Regions from separate parts of the Mus musculus genome. Here region 1 is linked to region 2. The links are chromatin loops, found by intact Hi-C in ENCODE. Cell type or tissue: heart. All regions are shown on one strand. Each heading gives the region's core, and the rest is flanking DNA. Links, peaks and the distances in the headings are about the cores only.

Region 1 (11,324 bases), core at 5,914-8,413, 150 kb before region 2:
GACTCATGGGGCCAGGCTAGCTTCAGATTTGCTTTGTAGCTGAGGATGACTTTGAACTTTGACCCTCCTGCCTCTTGCCTCCAGAGTGCTGAGGTTCCAGACATGTGTTATAACACCTGGTGTGGCACTTCTGTTTCTTGACCTGAAGGCTAGAAATATGTGTTGAATCTGTAGTTGCTTGTCAAGGGGAACATAAGGTTTATGCCATTATCTTGGAATAATAGAATTGTAAAAGGGAAACTCTGAGGAAACAGGGCTGGGATAATTGTGGGACCACTGTGTATTGATTACTGATTGTCCTGCCAGGGATCCTTAACGGTGAAGCAGGGCTGTGTGTGCATCTCACCCTGGAAGGCAGCCGTAAGCAGGACCCAGCGGCTTCTCCCTGTCTGTTGGTCCACACTAACCGCGTTCTTTGGCTTTCTTTCTTTTTTCTGACTGTTTTCCTTCACCAGCTTCAGGAAGCCAGCTGCCTTGGCGATCGTTCGTTCTTATGGCGAGAGTCTTACCCTTACCTTGCTTGTTTAGGATGAGATTCACAGAGGGCTGAGGGATGCAGGCCCTTCCTTGTGGGCACTTTTTTTTTTTGGTTTTTGTTTTGTTGTTGTTGTTTTGTTTTGTTTTGGTTTTGTTTTCGAGACAGGGTTTCTGTGTGTAGCCCTGGATGTCCTGGAACTCACTCTGTAGACCAGGCTGGCCTTGGACTCAGAAATCCACCTGCCTCTGCCTCCCGAGTGCTGGGATTAAAGGTGTGTGCCATACCTGGCTTGTGGGGCACTTCTTGAACAGTGCCATTACCTTAGTGTCTACAATATCAGCCTTCTTGTGGACTCTCCTGTATGTAGCCAAGGGCACAACTCAAAGTTTCCTAAGAGGCCTAGAGGAATGCACTAAGTGTCCCTTCTATTTCCACTGTATTTGTCATTTTGGTGAGTTGCTGGAAGATAGTTGCCACAGCAGACTTCTTTTAAGCAAGTATAGATTTCTTTTAAGATCTAAAAACAAAATGGGTAGTGGTGGTACACAGCTTTTTTTTTTTTTACGCAGATACACTTTTTTTTAAAGATTTATTTATTTTATGTATATGAGCACACTGTAGTTGTCTTCAGACACACCAGAATCGGGCATCAGATCTCATTACAGATGATTGTGAACCACCATGTAGTTGCTGGGAATTGAACTCAGGATCTCTGGAAGAGCAGTCAGTGCTCTTAACCACTGAGTTGTCTATCCAGCACCCTCCCCCCCATTTTTGTTGTTATGTGTTTTGTTTTGTTTTGTTTTGTTTTGTTTTGTTTTGTTTTGAGACAGGGTTTCCCTATGTATCCCTGGCTGTCCTAGGACTCATTATATAGACCAGGCTGGCCTTGAACTCACAGGTGTGTATCCACCTGCCTCTGCCTTCACAGTGCTGAGATTAAAGCATACGCCACCATACCCAGCTATTTTTACTTTATGTGTATGAGTGCTTGCCTGCATGGATATTGGCCTGTGAACCACACATGTGCAGTGCCAGAGCAAGCCATGACAGAGTGTTATCTGCTCTAGAACTAGAGGTATGGGCAGCTGTGAGTTGTCGTGTGGATGCTGAGAGTCAAATCCTGGTCCTTGAAAGAGAAGCAAACGCCTTTCATCTCTGAGCTGTCTCTCTAGCAGGGGTATGGTCTTCTAAAGGGAGAGTTGATTTTTCTGGGGTTAAGGGATTTCTGCTGAGAGTCCTAGAAAATTGTAAGTTTACAGATGGGAAGGGAGACAGGCCCTAACCAGATGCTAAGTGTGTTAGAATCCCCTGATTCTCAGCTGGTGAAAGACTTCAACCAGATTCTAGTGTGAGAAAGTCCTTTTCCTCCACATGTCTGGAGTTTCCCCCTCTTCCTACCCTGCCTCACAGGCCTCACCCACATACATGACACTATCACACAGGCCCAGTGTACTTAGGCAAGGTCTTGGTTAAACCATAGCCTACCCGTACTTCAGCTTTAATTCTGCCAGACTGTAGCCAAAGCCAAGCAAGGAAGGGAGACCTCCATTTATCTCCTCTTCTCTGGCTCCAGGGTTTTTGTTTGTTTGTTTTTCGAGGCAGGGTTTTTCTGTATACCCCTCTGTCCTGGAACTCGCTCTGTAGACCAGGCTGGCCTCAAACACAGAAATCTGCCTGCCTCTGCCTCCCAAGTGCTGGGATTAAAGGCGTGTGCCACCATTGCCCTGCCCTCTGGCTCCAGTCTGTGTTGGTTACCTGTCTTAGTCCACCTGGCTCTGGCCCTGGCCCTTGTTGTGACTGTGTGTAACAGACAGGCTCTCTACACTGTTCACTTCCCATTTGTCTCTCTGGCTTTCCCACAGGCTTTGTTTCTGAAGGGTCTGAAACCTGCTTCGTCCCTCCCTTGAGCCGTGGGCTGTGCCTGAGACAAATTGGCAGGCCATGAACCCTTTATCAAGGCCTCATATTGCAACCCACATAAGTTCCTGGATCAGTCCTGGGGCAGGGCAGCAGGGGACAAAGGGCCTTCAGAGTGTATAGTATAACCAGATCCAACTTGATTAGCCTACCAAAGAGACCAAGGCTGGTGTGCTGATGGGGAAAGTAAACCTGGTGAGGGAAGACAGGAATGGCCTTTTCTAGTATCTGTGTACAGTGTTCAGCATGCTGGGCCTACCTGCCCACTGGGCTGAGAACATGGGTGAGCCTGTCCCTCATCCTTGCTTCCTGCCAGCATTTGATCCCTCAGCCCCTGTCATCTTTGGTGCTCAGATGTGGTCTAGAGAGTGTAACAAACCAGCTCACTAATCCAAGGGCCACTGGGGCTCTCTCCTTCCATCCCTGAGAAGGAAGAAATGGGGGCTACTTGAACGAACATAGCCCAGGGCACTTCCTTACGCTGTGGTATTGAAGGCATGATGTGGGAGCTGACAGTCATCCTTCATGATCTAGATGTCCCCTCCACACAAAGATCAGGACACTCTGAGTGTCGTTGCTAGGTCTGGATGGAGTGCCAGTAGACCTGTGTTCAACAAAATTGTCTTTATTCCCAGAGATCGGGAGGAATTTGCTCCATTGCCCTGAGCCTCACCTCCGTTCCACAGGGAAGAGACTGGAAACCTCAACCAGCTGCATAAGGGAAGGCATTTAGGGGAACTCCTCCATGGAGTCACTGGTGGATTACAGGTGACCTTTAGTCACTGTTGGGCCACAGGTGTCCTTGTTATAAAATTTTCTTTCCAGGATGTGGTATGACAGCAAGAGCCTGAAGGGTGGAATGTCTTCCACCTACTTAAAGACTCAGGCAAGAGAATTAAAGATCTGCTGGGCTACAAGCCAGAGAAGACTGTTGTGGACAACCGAGGCTGGGGGCCTCTGGGCCACAGTACAACTGGAGACTGTCCTGTGGCCAGTGGGGATAGGCAATTTTTAGCTTATTCTTGGCCCAAGACCTTTGCAGGATGGAGCAGCACACCTGTAAATGTCATTTCTCCACGAAGTGGGCCTTATATCCCTGTGGAACAGACTGGGGTTAATACCCTAGGACATTGGTGGCATGTGGAAGCTACTCCAGGTGCCACTACTGACCCTTTCTTTCCCTTTGGTCTCATTTCTTGGAAGGAAGAGATGATGGCCACTGCTCTGCAGAGCCACCATGAGAGTGAAATATGTCAGGCCCTGGGACAAAGTATGGCAAGACGCTGGAATTTTCAATTACCGTTCTAGGCCCTTCTTTCTCTCCAAGACTCCAGTTTAGCCAAATGGCCTCAGATTAACTCCCTGAATGATACATTTGTAAAAGAGCCCACCTACCTTGGTGCTCGAGAAGTGATCAGTGTGCTGAAAGGCCCTTGGGCATTGCTAGATTGCATGTTAGGGACTTGTTGGCTTCATTGGCAGTGGACAAGAGGGCAGGGCTCAGTAACCCAGGAACTCATCTACTCTCCATCAGTGTGTGTAGAGGCCAGAACTCAGTAAGTGCCCTTTTCACTTGCGTTCCACCTTATTTTCTGAGACGGGGTCTCTCACTGAATCAGGAGCTCATTAGCTCAGCCAGCCTGGTTGGCCAGAGCTCCTGGAACCAGCCTGTTTTCTGTGTGGGTGCGGAGGATCTGAACTGAGATCCACACGCTGTGTGGCGGGCGCTTTACTACTCAAGCCTTCGCTCAGCCCCTCCAACTGAGGGATTCCTGAGGGAGCTGTAGGAGGTACACGTGGCTGTAACTGAATCCCATGACAGGTGAGCTCAGAGCTGGGGAGGCTTCCTGGCCCCTTGGTTTTGCTTCACTCCCGAGTCCCTTGTGAGCTGTCTTGTTTCTTGTTCTACCCCCTTCCCAGGGTCCCCAACTCAGGGTTTCCAACTCAGGGACCCTGCCTGGTTTAGATCAAGATTGGTGTAGTTATCTTCTAAATTGGTGTCTATGGGCCTGCACCAAACTTGTGGTCTTAAGGTAGTAGTTCTTTGTCTTTGTTTTGGGGGGGGGGAGGGGAGGCTGAGGGGACAACAAAGTCTCATAAGACTCACTATGTATCCTTGGTCTGGGACTCACTATGAACACCAGGCTAGTCTTGAACTCACAGAGCTCTGCCTGCCTCTGCTGCCGAGTGCTGGAATCACAGGTGGGATCCCCTGGGCCTGGCAGTTTGTCTTTCATAGCTGGGCTGTTGGGTGGAGCAAGCTCGTAGCTGGATGGGGAGCGATCACACTCGGGGTCCAGAATCAGTGCGTCACGAGCCTGGCATGCTCAAAGGTCTAGAACTGGAGGAAGAATGTTCCCGGTGCCTGCCTGTAATAGTCACCACAGCGGAGCAATGGCTTCTCAAGTTCTAATCGTCTGCTAGGTGCTGAAAGCAGCCTCTTCTTTCAAGTTCCATTTAGGACCCTCAGGGAGGGCCCGTGAGATGGCCCTCAGTGGTAAAGACGCGTGCTGCCAAGGCTGAAGACCTGGGTTCAAACTTCAGAACCCCCTGGTGGAAAGAGAAAACCAGTTCTGGGAAACTGCGTGTGCACGCTATGGCACGCACACCTCTCTCACCTTCTGCGTGTGCACGCTATGGCACGCACACACACGCACCTCTCCCATGCTGAGGCATGAACATTTCTCTTAAAAAAAAGTAATAAAAAATAGATAAGTAAAGTGGGGAAAAAAAAAAGAAAAGAGGGAAAGTGGCTTTGAGCTAGTCAGAAAACATGAAATAAGATGCCCGGGGAAGGAAACTTTGCCAGGGCAGCCCACGTGCAGCTGCCATGGGGTGGCTGATCTGCTCCTACCCCACTGGATGTCCAGTGTCCTTAGGGATGAGAGTGTGGAACTGTCATTGTCAGTCAGAAGAACAGCTTTAGGAAAAAAGACTTGTCATCCTATTTCCCGTAGGACACCCAGGCCCTGAGTGACTATCCAAAGCCTCCCAGTTAGAAAGATGGCACCTGGCGTGACTCACCCCTCTTCGGAGGCAAGTCTTTCTTTTCAAACTCAGCCTGAGCTAAGAACATAGACAAGAACTTGACCTGGTAGCACAGGCTTGTAATCCCTGCCAGGAGGCTGAAGCTGGGAAGCCACAGACTCAAGGCCTGCAGTCTACAGAGCAAGGGCTTCACGGTCAGCCTGGGTGATCAACAAGTCCCTATCTAGAGATAAGGAGTAAAACGAGGGCTGCATGCCGGGCATGGTGGCGCATGCCTTTAATCCCAGCACTTGGGAGGCAGAGGCAGGCAGATCTCTGAGTACGAGGCCAGCCTGGTCTACATACAGAGTGAGTTCCAGGACAGCCAGGGATACATAGAGAAACCCTGTCTTGAAAACAAAACAAACAAACAAACAAACAAACAAAAAAAACGAGGGCTGCAGGTGAAGTGTTTGCCCAGCATGCATAAGACCCTAGGTTCAAGCCCAGCAAAATGAAATGAGGCTAGGGATATTAGTTGGTAGAGTGCTTGTCTCTAGCACACATGAAGCCCTGCATTCTGTTCTCAGCACCAAATAAAATATGATGGTAATGCTAGCACTTGGAAGGGAGAAGCAGGGAGATCAGGAGTTCAAAGTCATCCTGAGCTATGAAATTCAAGGTCAGCCAGGGACACACAAGATCTTATTTTATAGCACACACACACACACACACACACACGACTTAGGCTCTTCAGTATACTTACTTACTAGGGACCAGTTGAAATCGTTGCACATATTACTTCTCCCTTCTGTGCCATGGCGTCCCACCTCTGCAAAGTGAAAGGGTCAGCCAACCGGGTCCACCATGGCTGTGAGGGACAGTAGTGCCGGCTTGAGTAGTAAGGACTCCTACCCACCCACCGTTTGTTTGCATGGCACCCGGCCTCTCTTAGGCTCTTTACCTGTGTCAGTTCATCGATCCTTATAGCATTTATTTTTCAGAAGAAGAAATGCAGGCTGGGAGTTATAATTTCTCTAAAAATGGCACGATAAGAAAATGGTGGCAATGCCGGATGATAGTGGTGCACACCTTTAATCCCAGCACTCGGGAGGCAGAGGCAGGTGATTTCTGAGTTCGAGACCAGTCTGGTCTACAAAGTGAGTTCCAGGACAGCCAGAGCTACACAGAGAAACCCTGTCTCGAAACAAACAAACAAACAAGAAAGAAAGAGAGAGAGAAAGAAAGAAAGAAAGAAAGAAAGAAAGAAAGAGAAAAGGAAATGATAAAATGATAGCAGTAAGAATGTAACCATATAATTGCTTTTGGCAACTCAAACGTCAGGGCCCTGGTATGAACTGTTCTCTCCCTCCTGGGAGATAGGAATGATAGGCCAGCATCTCTACACGTAGAGGTTCTGGGACCTGTGTGCCATCTCTGGTTCTTACACTGCGTAGGTAGGGGAGGTGCACCCGCCTCCAGGCACCTGCAAGCTGGTCCAGGCTTGCTAAGGAAACAAGCAGGCGTTGGGCGGGGCCGGGAGGGGCCCGCGAAGGCTGTAAAAGCCGCGCAGGATGGAAGTCCAGACACTGAATCCGCGGCTATGGAGCGTCCTCACTTCCCGCTGGCGATGGGCCTTGGCCTGCTCGCATTCTGCCTCCTGACCCTGTCACCTGACGCCCGCGCCGAGCTGCGGAGCCGCAGGACCGGAGAACGCCAGAACTTGTCACCCACCGACCCGCGGGTGCAAAAGGCCGCACAGGCAGCTGTGGCCAGCTACAATATGGGCAGCGACAGCCTCTACTACTTCCGAGACACCAAAGTCATCGATGCAAAATATCAGGTGCGGTGGCTGGGACAGAGGTTGTGGGACAGGTTATGGAACAGAGTGGCTGTGGAGAGGGACAATTTGGAGAGGGACAGGGACAGGGGGACCGAGGACAGGTGACAGGAGACAGGAGATAAACAGAGAGCTGCTTAGCTTGCTACCAAACACAAGGGGGCACTAAAACCAACCATAACCCCCAGACCTTTCTATGAAATACTTCAAAACAAAACAGATTAGTAAAGTCCTCTGGAAGCAGCGCTATCTAACTATCAAAGAAATGCAGGATGCAGCCTCCTTTGGCATAACTAACCTCACTTCCCCAACCTGCCAGGTGGAGTGGAAGGGCCCAGTGTAGGTGCCACATACCATTCACCTTTACAGTCTAGCCGCAGACAGGAGCTCTCCAGCTTCTTGCCCAGCCTAGGGCTCTGCTCACACACAGAAGTTCCTGCCTCCACTCCAGGTCTGAATATGTAGGTCAGAGGGTTGCATTTGCCTGGGAGAGTGGAGACTCTTAGAGGGAGGGAAAGCATAGACACACAGGTTGGACTCCCAGGCATCTCTCACCTGCCCTGTTTGGTTCCCAGCTGGTGGCTGGCATCAAGTACTACCTGACTTTGGACATAGAAAGCACAGAGTGCCGAAAGACCAGAGTCTCTGGAGAACACATGGACCTCACCACCTGCCCTCTGGCTGCAGGGGGGCAGCAGGAGGTAACAGCACCGACCCCATCCCAACCCCATGCAGGGTCTGAGGCCCTTAGCTTGTCTATCCTGACCAGTCTATCTGGTCAGGCAGAAGCCTGGCTCCACCTGTTCGCTTTGGCTCTTGTATGACTCAGGCCAGGGTGGAGTGCAGAAGAGAGACTGGGGATTCCTCGTGGGGTAGGAGTTGCCTGAGATAAACCTGGGAGCATCTCCTGCCTTCTGATTCCATGTTTTGGGACCACTCATGGTCTGTCCCCGGCTCCAGAGAGACGTGGCCGTCAGGGGGGCTGACTTCTGGGAGGAGGAGGTTGCTGCCAACCTCACCCTCCTTGTCCTCTGTGCTTCCCTCTCAGAAACTGCGTTGCAACTTTGAGCTCCTTGAAGTCCCCTGGAAGAACACTACTCAGCTTCTAAAGCATGACTGCGTGCAGGTGTGACCGGCCCCAGGGTGACAGAGTCAGGGCCCCATGGGAACAAGCATGGTGGAGGCGCCTCAGGGCCACGGGCCACGTCTGTTGCAATAAATCTGCAGCTCTGCTTCTTGCACTGCTTTCTCCTGTGTGTTTCACTCACCCTGACCCTCACTCTGCTCCCAGTGACTCTCAGAACCCCACAGCTGACTGGGCACCATGTCCTTACCCTCCAGGGGAGCCCCTACTGATCCCTCTGAGGCAGTACTGAGGGTAGGGTCCTCAGAGGAAGCCCCTCTTCCAGACATTTTCAGTGGTCTCAGAGGAGGAAAGAAAGACACAGAAGATGGATACCGGAGACTAGCTACAGTAGGGATGTCTGTGTGAGCCAGTCCAGCCTCTCTCCCAGGGTTCATGCTGGGACTCCGAGGAGGAGGGTGTCAAAACCTGGGGTCAGGAGGGTCGCAAAGCCTGATGGCTCAGACCAGTGAGTTTTTTAGTGACACAGCTCTTGTTATTGCCCTCAAATGGTGAAGCAGCAAAGAGCACCAGCCAGCGGCTTACAGGGCCCTCATGAGACCTTGCTTGCTTTTAGCAAGGTACATTCTGCGACAGCAGCAAAGCCTTTCATATCTCGGTAGCTGGAATGTTTTTCTTTTTTTCTGAGGAAGGGTTTCTCTGCATAGCCCTAGCTGTCTTAGCACTCACTCTGTAGACCAGGCTGGCCTCAAACTGAGAGGTCCACCTGCCTCCGCCTCCCAAGTGCTGGGATCACAGGCACGCACCATTCCAACTCAGCATGTCTGGAACATTTGACCACATATATATTGGGGGAATGTCAAGTTCTCAGACTACAGCCCTCTAAGGCCCCGACACCAGGCCTTATGGGCATGACTGTGGCTACATGAGGGACCTCCAAGCAGTCTCCAATCCAGTCCAGTCCCCTCATCAGCTAGCTTGTGAAGGGAAGCCCCTATCCTGCTGAACTCTCAGTACCAAACAGTTGTGTAAGATGGCTGCTCAACTCCATGGGCCCTACAGGACTGGGTTTCCAGCTCACAAAGATTCTCGTATGTACTGGCAGCTGGAGGTGACTTTCTCTCCTGAGTTCCTTAGGCCAGAGGTCATGAAGCCAGTACACACCCCTCACATCCTTCCCAGGGGTACTTTCTCAGAGTTTTGCTCTGGGAAAGATTCCTAAATGATCCTGAGCCATGGAGTTCCAGAGGGGACAAGAACTGCTATCCAGGAGGGATCACTCTCACAGGAGGGACAGGGACCAGACAATGTCATGTTGGACTGAAGGAAGCAGGTGTTAGATTCTTTGTAAATTTCTTTGTAGTTGTAATTCTTGTTATACACATGGTCAAACAGTTAGGGGAGGCAGTCCCAGGACCCATTCAGGTGCCTGTGGACATGTCCTGAAGATGCTAGCAACACAGCCTAGAGACAGAAGCAGAGGCACCAGGCAGAATGCACACACATTGGAGAAGCATTAAGTAACCCAGAGATGAGTATACAGCACCCCTCCCTCCAAGCCAGCATTTACATCACATCCAGAAGTCTTGTTCAGATACACCAACATGCATCTAACCTGGGGACAGGCCATAGTCACCAGTTGCTTTGAAGGTGCTAGGCTCAAGCTGGCATCACTGGGGTAGCAGGGAGGGTAACCAGACAGCCACTCTTCACTATCTCACACTTCCTTCCTAAGAAAGGTCTCACACCTAACTTGTTCCTGTCTGACTCTCCCACCCCACTTCTGTGACCTCATGAACACCAGGGCAGCTGGGGTTCCATCTACTGCCTTCAAAGGCCACGTCATGGAGGAAATGGAGGCCGAGTGTCACCTGGGAAACCTGACACACCGAGGGACTGGATTTGATATTGAGAGGGGACTCGCAGCCCTGCTTCTACTGGAACCTGATACCCATGACAGTGCAGTTTGTGCTATGCAGTCACTGCTTGGAAGGTTTCCCAAGTTCCATCAACTAGAAGATACCAAGCATGGAGCCAGTATAGGGCAGGTGACAGGAAATACTTGTTGAATGAATGTGTGAGGGCTAGGGGAGGCAAGAGTCAGGACATCTGTCTCTAGTGGCTTCTCCACCCCTGGAATCAGTGCCCAAATCCCAGATGGTATTTCCTCTGCTTTATGTATTCCTGGGCATGACTAAGCAAGGGTTAGTGAGAGGAGCCTCCACCAAGCGATGCTCTGTCTTAAGTTTCTGGAGAAAGAACTGCTGCCTGGAACAAACCAATGGTGTGTGTGGGTGTTGGTCAAACCACCAGTCTCCAACCTCCACAACCCTCTAGATTGGCCTCTACTAAGAGCAATATGGTTAGAAATGATGGAAGATGGCTGACCCTTGATGGGGAGCCCCTGAGCCAGAACTGAGTTTCACCTCGACTCAATGCTCAGTATAGACAAGAGTCCCATTGTGTCCCACTGTGGACACAGGCTCTGGACATCCTGCCTGGGCTCCGATGAGTCAGACCCTTGGGACTCATCTGAGCCTTAAAGCAGCTGGGCAGAAGTAGCCATTCATTGTCTTTGGCCCTCTCCCAAAAGCAACTGGTCCTTGTCACATGGCCCTGTCTCCATCCACTAGAAGGATAAGAGGCCTTCTCTAGGCCTCCACTAAGGTTGTGCGGCTCACTTCAGTGGGGAAGGTGATGTCAGTGACCTTTAATTTACAGGGGTTTAAAGAATTTTATTTTAATTTAAATGTTTTTGTCTCTGTGTGTGGATTGTACATGTGAGTGCAGTGCCCACGGAGACCAGCGGGTCCTTTAGATCTGAGTTACAGGTGGCTGTAAGCAGTCTGATGTGGGTACTGGGAACTGCACTTGACTCCTTCTGAAGAGCAGGAAGTGATCTTGCCCTCTAAGGTCCAAGCCATCTCCACAGCTCTTCTAGCTCTCTTTTAAACCTCTGGTTCCTTTAAATTATTTGTTTATTTTTGTTTTTTCAAGACAGGGTGTCTGTGTGTAGCTCTGGCTGTTGTGGAACT
Region 2 (11,324 bases), core at 3,472-5,971:
ACATCCACCTGCCTCTGCCTGCTGAGTGCTGGAATTAAAGGCATGTGCCACCAATCTCATCGATCGATATTTTAAAAAACATTTTTAGGTTAATTTATTTTGTTTTGTGTGTATGGGTACTTTGCCTGCTTGTCTGTCTGTCTTAGTTACTCTGACAAAGCACCATGACTAAGACAATTTATACAAGAGTCTACTGGAGGCATATGATTTCAGAGGTTAAATCCATGACCATCATGGAGCATGGCAGCAGGCAGACAGGAATAGCTTGGGGAACAGTAGCAGAGAGCTTATATCCTTATCTGTAAGTAGGAAGCAGAAAGAGAGGTAAGAGAAGGCTAACTAGGAATAGCGTGTGCTTTGGAAACCTCAAAGCCAAGGGACACACCTCCTTCCAATAAGGCCATACCTTCTCATATTTTTCAAATAGTTCCACCAACTTGACTCCAAATAATCAATTTATAGGGTCATTCTTATTCAAACCACCACAATGTCTGTGTACCACATACATACCTAATGCCCTCAGAGGTCGGAAGACGGCATCTGATCCCCTGGAGCTGGAGTTACAAGGGTTGTGAACCACCATGTGAGTGTTGGGAATCTATCCTGAGCCTAACTGCCAAAACCATCTCCCAGCTCTGTAACATCTGTATTTCCAAAATGGCTCTGCTTATATAAATTCGGCTTATATAAAGTTTGATTCTGTTATATAAATTTAAAGCCAATAATAATAAAGTTGTACAAATCATAACAATTCTAATTCTATTTAGGGATCAGGTGAACACAGCAACTTTATCGTTACTTAGTGTCAGTGGAGTCTTAACATGAATAAACCAGTTTTTGTCCTTTGTAGGAAAGTTTCTGCAGTCATTTCTCTGTACTTGCCTGGGCCTTTTCCCATCCTCTCCTTGACTTGACTAGTGGCTGCTGAAGGCACTGCTGTTTAATGGATGACACTTGACTTGAGTCTCGCTAACAGACCATGTAGAGAGATTTTTGCCAGCAGGTCTTTACTAAGGGCCATAGAGAGTGGATTCTGTCGGAAGAGCTATGCTTTCATGTTTAACTCTGTACTCAAGAGAGCTTCAGCAGAGCTTCTTGTTATGTGGAACTTTTAAAATTCTCTTCTTTCTCATTCCAAATCTATTTATTAAAAGGCAGGATGATTGGGGAGCTCGCTCAGTGGTTAAATTTTCTGCTGTTCTTACAGAGGACTCAGCTTTGATTTTACATGATGGCTCATAGTCATCTGTAACTCCAGTTCCAGGGGACCTGATGGTCTCTTCTGGCCTCTGTGGGCACCAGGGACACACGTGGTGCACAGATATCTATTCAGACAAAACTCCCATGTACATAAGATGAAAATAAATACATCGCAAGACAACAAGCCTCAGCCTCTGAGGGAGTTGGGTGCTTGTCCTGCTTAAATGTGTTATTCAGCAAGACATATGATGACCTTATTTTTCAATTGCCTGTTTTATACTCCATTTTTTATTCTAATTTCTCAGGGTTATAAACAGCCAGTAACCATAATCATGTTTACTCCTGAGGTGCTTATCAAATTTTCCTAATTCTGAGTTTTTCTCTGCCCTAGCCTGAAGTCCCTGAGGGTGGGGTGGAGGACCACAGTTATTCTGTGTGCTACTGCCCAGGGCCATTCTGACCACCTGTTGAGTTTCAGTGGTAGGACTTCCAAAAATGAAATTTCTTCGAGCTTCCCTGTGCTTTCTTTCCTCTGAATACCAAATAATGCAGTTTGTCATTGTTGTTTCTGAGTTGGATAAGTAAATGAAAGGGCAGATGGAAGGTGACTAGCTGTGCATGTTTGTTTGTGATATGTTTTTGTTTTACTACTGAGGCTGTAGAAGCATTTCTAATGGTTTGTAGTAGTTTAGCATCACACTTCCAAGGTGGAATTATCATTCTTAAAAATATGAAGGTTCTCTCGGGCACACCACATCTCCGAAGCCATGGGTATCTGGGTTCATGGTGCCTCCAGTGGCCTTGCTGTGGTGTCTGAATCCTTCTGTTGCCACCTCTCTGGAGCTTGCTTCTCTCCCTACCCTTACTTCCTCCCAGTGTCTCTTGCACGGTTCCTATTTATACTGGAGTATCCTTCTTATCTCCTATTTTGGCTTCTCATTTCCTCTTACCCTTTTCTTTGAAATGCTTCCCTTCCACCTCCCCCCCCCCCCCCAGAGGAGCAGTGCAGTGCTGCAGATCCAGTCAGGGTCTCTCACAGGCTGGGCCAGCACATTGCCATGAACTTAAGTCCTGGCCTTTGAAGATTTTGAAAAAGGTCTGAGAATGTAGCACAGACTAGCCTTGAATTCAAGATCCTCCTACCATTGCCTCAAAAATACTAGGATTACATGCGTGTATCTCGCTTCCTCACCACCTCCTCCCTTTTGGTTTCATTATACCTCTTCCTGGTGATGGCTGACCAGTATGTAGAGTTTATTCATGTCCAGGAAAAAGAGAATGCCAGATTTTGAGGGAATTTAGATGGCACAGTAAGATTCAGTATTGACAACCTAGAACTTTTGGATATGTGAAAATCATTGCAGCTGTTGACCTTCAGTGCTCCCCAGCTGTCATATTTAGGGTTTCTATTGCTGTGATGAAGCACCTTGGGGGACTGACTTCTACCCCATAAATCAATAATTATGAAAATACCCTACAGGCTTGCCTGCAGCCCCATGTCCCTCTCCTTTCCCTAGGTAGGGTTTCTCTGTGTCGCTCTGGCTGTCCTGGAACTTACTCTATAGACCAGACTGGCCTCAAGATCTTAGAGATCTGCCTGCCTTTGCCTCCCAAAGGCTGCAACTAAAGGTGCGCACTAGCACCTGCTGGCACCCACAGCCTGATCTTATGGAGGCATTTTCTTAATTGAGGTTCCCTCCTCTCAGATGACGTTAGCTTGGGTCACCTTGACATAAAACCATCCAGCACAGCACCTAAATCTGCTTTATCTTAAACTTTGGAGTCCAACCTAAGTAAAACAACTCTTCAGTGGGGACTACCCATTCTTCTTCTGTGTGTTCAAATTTCACCCAACTGACTTGAAAACTAATATTGTAGAGTACATCAATTTGTAAATTTAACTTATACTGTTTGTCTGTGCTTTTAACTAATAATGAAATTTAGTTAATAATGAAAGTGTCATCGATATATAATCCTTTCCCATGAGTTACAGGGTTTTACACCTGAGACCCAGTACTTAATTAACCCTCCAACCGTAATTCGCTGTCTTGCAAACAGTGAATGGAATGTTTTGTAACCAGAGGGTTTGGGGTGAATGAATGAAACAATGCCGAACACTACTGAGTACAGTAGCCATGACTCACTACATCAGTCTCCTCTTCCTTTTCTCTCCAAAGAACACTGTAGAGAGAAGAAAGTCAGAACGGTACCTTAGAGGAAAGGAAGAGGACTTTGATCTTGAATAAAAAGATGATAGTGATAATTAATTATCAGGTGGTCTGATAATGGATGGTGACACATTGTAATTCCAGCTCTTGGGAGGCTGGCTTGGAAGAGTGTTTTCCAGGTCAGCCTGGGTAACAAAGCATGGCCATGTCTAAGAAGGAAAAGTTAAGATAAGTTCCTTGATTTCTGACCTTTCTAGACGTGTGATTGCATATCATGATTTGATTTTATTCTTAAAACTTTTTCAAAATTGATGCAGTCTTTGGTATAGAATTGCATTATTTTAGTGTTTGAAGTTACTTACCCATTTAATGTAACTTTGCCTTTCAGAACTACCCTAGGAGAAGTTGACTTTCTAGCCGTAGCAAAAATACTTCAACTAAATAAGAATCCAATAATTTTTAATCTTTTTTCCCTTAGATTTATTTGTTTTATGCGTATGAGCATTTTGACTGTGTGTGTGTATTTACACCATATGTGTGCCTTGGTGCTTGTGGAGATCAGGAGAGAGCATCAGATACCCTGGAACTGGAGTTAGGGATAGGTGTGAACTCTTAACCATCATCAGTCCTTATTCAACCCATTTGTAGCAGCAAAAGGCTTCATTGTTCGGTCTCACAGGATGCTGCTTAGCCATCAGAAGACTATTTCAGCCTTCTTGGTGTCTTCTTGGGTCCAGGAGTCACTTCACAAACTACATGAACAGCAGTCTCAGTCAGTCAGGGAGCATTTATTGAGCATTTGCCCCAGGACTAATGATCAGGGCCTCAAGCCGGACTTTGTTGTTTTGTTTTGAGACAAGGTTTCTCTATATAATAGCTGTCTGCCCTGGAACTCACTTTGTAGACCAGGCTGGCCTTGAACTCTTGAAAATCTCCCTGCCTCTTCCTCCCGAGTGCTGGAATTAAAAGCATGTGCTACCATGCCCAGACCGTAATCCCTGGATTTTAATTGTCTTTATTAATTTTTTTTAACTTACAAAAACCTTTCCCTATCTTTCCCTATTTTAAGACTGCTTAAAATTATTTTATTCATCTTTTCTTCTAGTACTTGGATGGATCAGTTTTCTAATATGTGTGTGTGTGTGTGTGTGTGTGTGTGTGTGTGTGTGTGTGTGTGTGTGTGTAGATAGATAGATAGATAGATAGATAGATAGATAGATAGATAGATAGATAGATAGATAGATATTAAGCCTCTGGTCATCTGAAACTTAATTTGATATGTCAAGTAGGGATTCAAATGTATTTATTTTTCCAGCCAGCTAACTAATTATCCAACATGGTTTACTCTTTCTCCTTAATTGGAGGCTGTGTTTTATATTAATGACATACGTGGTGCTGTTCCACAGACCTGCTTCCTTAGCTTTGCCTGCTTTCCTGACAAACCATCACACATCTTTGGCCTTCACTATTGGTCAATTTAACCTTAATGTGTACCTTTTTAGCTAAATATTCATCCTGCCATCTAGACAGCAAGGTGACCTGACTGACTGGCTTCTTGTGGTTAGAGTTGCCTCTTTGGTGCCACCTACAGGTTAATGTCCTTATCTAGACCATTGACATAATGACAAAACATTGGCTGACGTGATGGCCAGGCCGCTCAGGCAATTCTTTGTGAAAGTACTTCTTATGCTTCTTAGCAAATTGACCTTATTTTATTTTTATGCATGTGTATTTGTGTGTCACACGTGTGTGAGTGCCCACAGATGTCTGGAGAGTGCTAGATATCCTGAACTGGAGTCACATGTGGCTCTGCACCTTCTCACGTGGGTGCTGGTAACCTAGCCGCCTCTACAAGAGCAAAGTGCTTTCACTGCTACCGTCGCTCCAGCCCCATTGTAAAACAAGTTCTTTACAACCTGAAAATACTAGGTTAGACCTTCACCTTTCAATTCTGTCATTCACTTGAGATGTTAGTGTCTGAGCCCTAGTGTCCACAATGGTTGTTCATATGGTACCCTACAGAGGAAAACTGGCTTTTTCTGAATTTTCACTGGGTACCCATGACTGGTGGTGAGATTTTTTTTTTCACCCAAAAGTCACCTGTTTTAAGTAGTAAAAGTGAGCCTGGCATATTAGCACACACACCTTTAACCCCAGCTCTTGGGAGACAGGGGCAGACCAATCTCTGAGTTTGAGGCCATCCTGGTCTACAGAGCGAGTTCCAGAACAGCCAGGGATACACAGAAAAACCCTGTCTTGAAAAACCAAAATTTAGTTAATTACTTAAGAAACAACAACAAACAGCAGAAGAGTAGTAACAGCATAATTGAAAGTGTGCCACAGGCCAGTGCACTGCACGCTCTCCTGTGTATAAGAATCTCCATGCACCTTGATAGATTCAGATTCAGATCAGCAGGGCTGCAAGAGCCCCGGGTCTGTTTCTGACAACCTCTTAGGTGATGCTAAGGCTTGGGATCCACAGCTGTACCACCCAGAAGCAAGGGGAAGCTTTTGAATATTTGGAGTTCTTAGGTTTGCTTCAGTAGATAGGGAAATGCTAACTCCACTGGTGAGCCTGTGCTGGGTTCCCAACCATAGACAGCCCAGACTCACACACGCCATACTCTGCTGAAGGGAGTGCTTCCCATGTAGGACATTTCTAGTTTGTTTATAAAAACCTGGGAAGAAACAATACATGTACACGATCCTCAAATTAAAAGTAGAAAAAAGGGCTAATGAGATGGCTCAGTGGGTTAGAGCACTCAGTGGGTCTTCCGAAGGTCATGAGTTCAAATCCCAGCAACCACATGGTGGCTCACAGCCACCCATAGTGGGATCTGATGCTCTCTTCTGGTGCATCTGGGGTCAGCTACAGTGTACTTATATATATAAAATAATAAATAAATCTTTGGGCCAGAGCAAGCAGGGACTGAGCAAGCCACGTTGACTGGAGCGAGTGGGACCGACCAGAGCAAGTGGGGTTGACCAGAGCAAGCAGAGGTTCTAAAAATTCGATTCCCAGCAACCACATGAAAGCTTACAATCATCTGTACATCTACAGTGTACTCACATACATAAAATAAATAAACAAATAAATCTTTATGAAAGGTGGGTAAAGCCACAGTGAAAGTACAGTTAGCTTAGTCCCTGCCATTCTTAGCTTCTCACGCCAGCCTGCTAAATCGTGATGTGCTGCATGTTGCATGTCTTCCCAGATACTTTTCTGTATTTATGATATTCATATATTTATATGTAATTGTATATTTTCTTGTTTTTCTTAATCTCTTAAAATATTAATATTGCCATACTGTGTGCTCTCCAGAACCTACAAGACCATTTTTCGAGCTGAAGAGGTGACTCGGTGGTTAACAGGACAGCAGGACAGGCAGTCTTTCCACAGGACTTGAATTTGACTCATAGAACCCAAATGGTGGCTATAACTCCAGTTCCAGAGGCACTAGTGCTCTCTTCTAGCCTTCTCAGACACTAGACACACATGGCCCACATATATACATGTCAGCAAACACTCTACACATAAAAATTTTTTATTTTTTTAATAATTTATTTTTATTTTATGTACATTGGTGTTTTGCCTGCATGCATGTCTGTGGGAGGGTGTCAGATTCCATGGAGCAGGAGCCACAGACAGTGGTGAGCTGCCGAGTGGGAGCTGGAGATTGAACCCAGCCCTCTGCAAGAGCAGACAGTGCTCTTAACAGCTGAGCCTTCTCTCCAGCCCAGAGTCATTTATTATACACACACACACACACACACACACACACTGTAGCTGTCTTCAGACACACCAGAAAAGAGCATCAGATCTCATTACAGATGGTTGTGAGCCACCATGTGGTTGTTGGGAATTGAACCCAGGACCTCTGGAAGAGCAGTCAGTGCTCTTAACCGCTAAGTCATCTCTCCAGCCCCCAATTTTAAATTTTTTTAAGGATTTATTTTTATCTGTATTTATGTGTTTGTGCTATGTGTGTACTCACAGAGGCCAAAAGAGTGTGTCAGATTCCCTGGAACTGGAGTTACAAATGGTGTGGGTCACCTGATACAGATGCAAGGAACAGAATGGAAGAACAACAAGTACTCTTAATGACTAGGCCATCTTTATAGCACTTTATTCCCATATACTTTAAATCGTCTCTGTATTACCTATGAGACTTAATACTGATGTGAGAAGAAACCCTAAGCAATAAAACTGATGTTATAAAGGGTTTACTAATAGATTTGCTTAGGTATGTAATATTAAGGTTAAACAAGTAGAATCAGCTTAAGGAGCACTGCTCCAAAATACCCAAAGATAAGTAGTAAACTAACCAAGGCTGTTAGAAAACAGTTAGCATTGAGGGACTAGGATGTAAACAGTTATTCACCAGGACTCCCTAGCCAGCAGGGTCCATTCCTATAACCAAGCCAGCCCCTATCTACAAGGAGCCATTAGGCCCATTGTCTAAAGACATGTCTGAAGGGGAGCAAGCAACACGGGGTCTTCCATTAACACAATTCTGCCAGGTAGACAAGATGACTCTGGGTAATTACTATTAGTAAAAGAACAACAATAGTGTACCTAAGAAAGAATTCTGACCAGGTGGTGGCATAGGCCTTTAATCCCAGAGGTGGTCTACAAATTGAGTTCCAGGACAGCTAGGGCTACACAGAGAAACCCTGTCTCAAAAAAACAAAAAGTAAAAACTAAAAAAAAAAAAAATTAAAGTTCTGGTAATGTCTTTGCTATGTAAATCTCCTGATTGCCTAAGCACCTAGGCTTGAAGTTTGTCTGTTTAAATTGTTCAGAGTGTAACCTGAAACCAGGGCCTAAGAGAGATAAGAATGACTTTAGAATGCATAAGCCTAAAGTATATATATATTAGTGAAATCTCATATTCAAGGCCAGCTCTTATTTGAGCAATCAGAGAGCTTTCTTTCATCTCTAGTGTTGAGAGTGATTTCTCACTGAAAAGACATATTTATCTCTATAAAAACAATGTAAATGCTAAGTAAATAGTTGTGTTATCTAGGAAATAATGACAAGGAAAGTGTCTGAGCATATTCAGTATGGGTAATATTTTTTCAAAATATTTTTTGGTTTAACCCCTGGATACATAACCCACAGATATGAAGAGCTGATTCATCCCCCTCCCCCTTGAGAGAGAGAGAGTGTGTGTGTGTGTGTGTGTGTGTGTGTGTGTGTGTGTATACGTGTACGTACATGCATGTGTGTCTGTATGTTCTTGTCTCTTTGCCTGTCCATGTACCACAAGCACATATATACACAGTGTTCAGGTGTTGGATCCCCAGATCTGGAGTTATATGCAATTATGAGCCACCCAACATGGTTCCTTTGAACCAAACTCCAGCTTCTGCAAGTGCAGCAAGTTCTCCTAACTGCTGGGCCATCTCTAGCCATCATCATCTTAAGAGCTAGGATGTAGGTCAGTGGTAGAGAGCTTGCCTAGTGCTACAAGAAGACAGTTAAGAAAAAAGGAAACAGCATCTTATTTTTAAAAGATAAAGGATAAATGTGTTTACTTATTCAAAACTGTTACGTTGGTTTTAGTCAAGGGACCGGACTCCTTAGGAGCAGGGGAACCAAGCTGGCTGCCATGTAATGCTATTCTCGCTCACAGTCAGCTCTCAAATACTTTGAGTGGGTCTTAAGCCATGCCCAAGGTCTTACACTCCACTGCCTTATATTTTAGCTTCTTTTACTATGGGGGAAAATCCATCAATAGTGTTTATCTAACATGTCCTTGCTGAGAAAAAAATTAATCATGCCAGGGCTGGGCCTGCATGTACTGCTGCTGTAAGGTGTGAGCAGCAGCACTCCATTGTTCACAGATAAATCTGGATTAGTTTATCCAAGAGGAACAGGGAAAGAGACAGTTTTTCCTAAGGCAGCTTTTTAAAAAACTGCAGTCAGATGGTGCTATTAATGAAGAGTGGCCTGCTGCCCTGGAGCTAGGTTATATTATATAGGCTTGCAATTGGATTCCCTTCCTGTCATCGACCTGACCTTATCAGTTAACTCTGCTTGTAATGGACCGCTGGCTTCAGAAGTCGTAGGGTTATTTAATACTTCTTGCTATACAGAAGATGCATTCTCTGGGGTATTTCTCCTTGGGGGGGAGGGGGCGAGGAGGAGAGTTTTCCTGTCAAGTGCTTTTGGAGCTGTTGGCGGCCCTGAACACAAGTCGCAGTGACCAGTTTGTTTTGTAGGAGATTCCCTGTGTGTGCTCAGCTGAGTCCTCTTTTGTGTAGTGCTTACTCTTTCCTTTCACACATGCCTATCTAGGGCCACTAACCCAGGGAAAGAAGTAGACGGGAAATTTAGAATTCTGTGATGCATACTCAGTTTGGGAAGTCATTTGTTTTTTTAGTTAAGAGGAGAAAATTAGTTTTTGAGGTTTTATGAATGGGCTCACAATTGCCGACTATGTAGAACAAAATGCCTTATTGAAAACTTATAGCATCATATTGAAATAATGGTGTTAATTTTGTGGGTGCATAGAGACAGAAATTCTTGAACATTGCCTTTTATTGGTAATTGACTATTCAGCTTTTTCTCTACTTAGGTCTTTATCAGAGAGTGAAGAAACAAGTATTAACAGTGGTACTTTGCTGAAAGAGCAAAAGTCAGGTGTGTCTTGCAACTTTTATAGTATAAGGTACAAGGGTATACGTAGTATGTGGTACATAATAGCATATGAGCCTTTCTATAACAGAAATAAGCTGTGTGTTATTGAAAGGATGAATAAGATTTTTTAAGATGGGAAACCAAATCTTAGGCTTCTTTTTATATCAATATTCCTGCATGCAGGTGCGTGTGTGTGTGTGTGTGTGTGTGTGTGTGTGTGATACTGAATATAACAGGGTACATCTTACACAAGACCACTGAGCTACATCTCCAGCCACCTTAAAAAAAAAAAAGACAGGTCCTCACTATGTAATTCTTGCTGCCTAGAACACTGTGTGTAAACAAGACTGACCTTGAACTCAGAGAGATAAACGACTTCTACCTCACAGGTTCGGAGATCAAAGACTGTGCCATCACTCCTAGATATTTTGAGAGAGTTACAGCTTCATAGCGATCAAAAGACAATTTGAAAGAGTCAGTTCTACCACATCGGTCCTGGATATTGAATTTAAATCACTAAACGAGACTGGATGTCCCCTTAACCCACTGAGCCATCTCAAAGCCTCCCTCAGCCTTCTCTGTGAACAAGTAAGCACAGAAAGTATTCTGGGCTGCCCTGGGCTAAATAAATAGCTTTTACAACTTATAGCAACTTTAGATGTCAGTCAGTAGAGAGGCCACACTTACAACAGAGGAAAACAGAAAACAGTTTTCTAATAGAATCAGTGTGTAACCTGTTCTTGGTACTTAAAGAGTTGAAGAAAGTCAGATGTGGTAATACACACCTATAATCACCAACATTGGGGGTCTGAGGCAGGATGATTACATGTTCCAAGCCAGCCTGGGTATACTAGTTACTGTTTTGTTGCTGTGATGAAATACTATGACCGAAGACAACTTAGAGAAGAAAGATTTTATTTGGCTTACAGTTCTAGAGGGCTATCTGTAATGGCAGAGAAGGCATGGCAGCAGAAGCAGGAAACAGAGAAATCAAATCTCAACAGAGAGTAGAGAAGCAAGAACTACAGTGGGACGAGGCTATAAAGTCTCAAGATTTGTCTGCAGTGACACCATTTCTCCAGCAAAGCTGTCCTTCCTAATGGTTGCATAGCCTCCCTAAACAGTGCCACCAGCTGGAAACTAAGTGTTCAATCCATGAGCCTGTGTGGTATACTTCTTGTTTGTTTGCTTGTTTGTTTGTTTGTTTTGTTTTGTTTTGTTTTGTTTTTTGAGACAGGGCTGTCCTGGTATAGCCCTGGCTGTCCTGGTATACTTCTTATTCCAACTATCATACTAGCCTGCACAGCAAAACT

The links. Hi-C counts contacts between places; a loop is a spot of excess contacts. Peaks named below come from ENCODE experiments on the same cell type or tissue, not always from the same donor. Only the 100,000 strongest peaks of a DNase experiment are listed, where the experiment ranks them.
Region 1: a loop joins it to region 2, with 2.5 times the contacts of the local background. A loop is called at or near these places in 6 of 42 quality-filtered maps.

The regions. Positions count from the first base shown.
Region 1 is chr19:5,344,979-5,356,302 of GRCm38, reverse strand. Cst6 (cystatin E/M) reads left to right here and starts at 6,729. Exons shown (of 3, transcript NM_028623.5): 1 at 6,729-7,208; 2 at 7,781-7,906; 3 at 8,254-11,324. The coding sequence starts at 6,969. The coding sequence ends at 8,337. In heart, for the core only: a CTCF peak has its summit at 7,363 (motif pointing right); no DNase peak of the experiment used is centred there; H3K4me3 peaks cover 856 bases; H3K27me3 peaks cover 287 bases.
Region 2 is chr19:5,189,475-5,200,798 of GRCm38, reverse strand. The region is part of intron 1 of Pacs1 (phosphofurin acidic cluster sorting protein 1); the gene reads left to right. Among named protein-coding and RNA genes, the nearest start is that of Gm30840, 70 kb to the right of the region's middle. In heart, for the core only: a CTCF peak has its summit at 4,962 (motif pointing left); no DNase peak of the experiment used is centred there.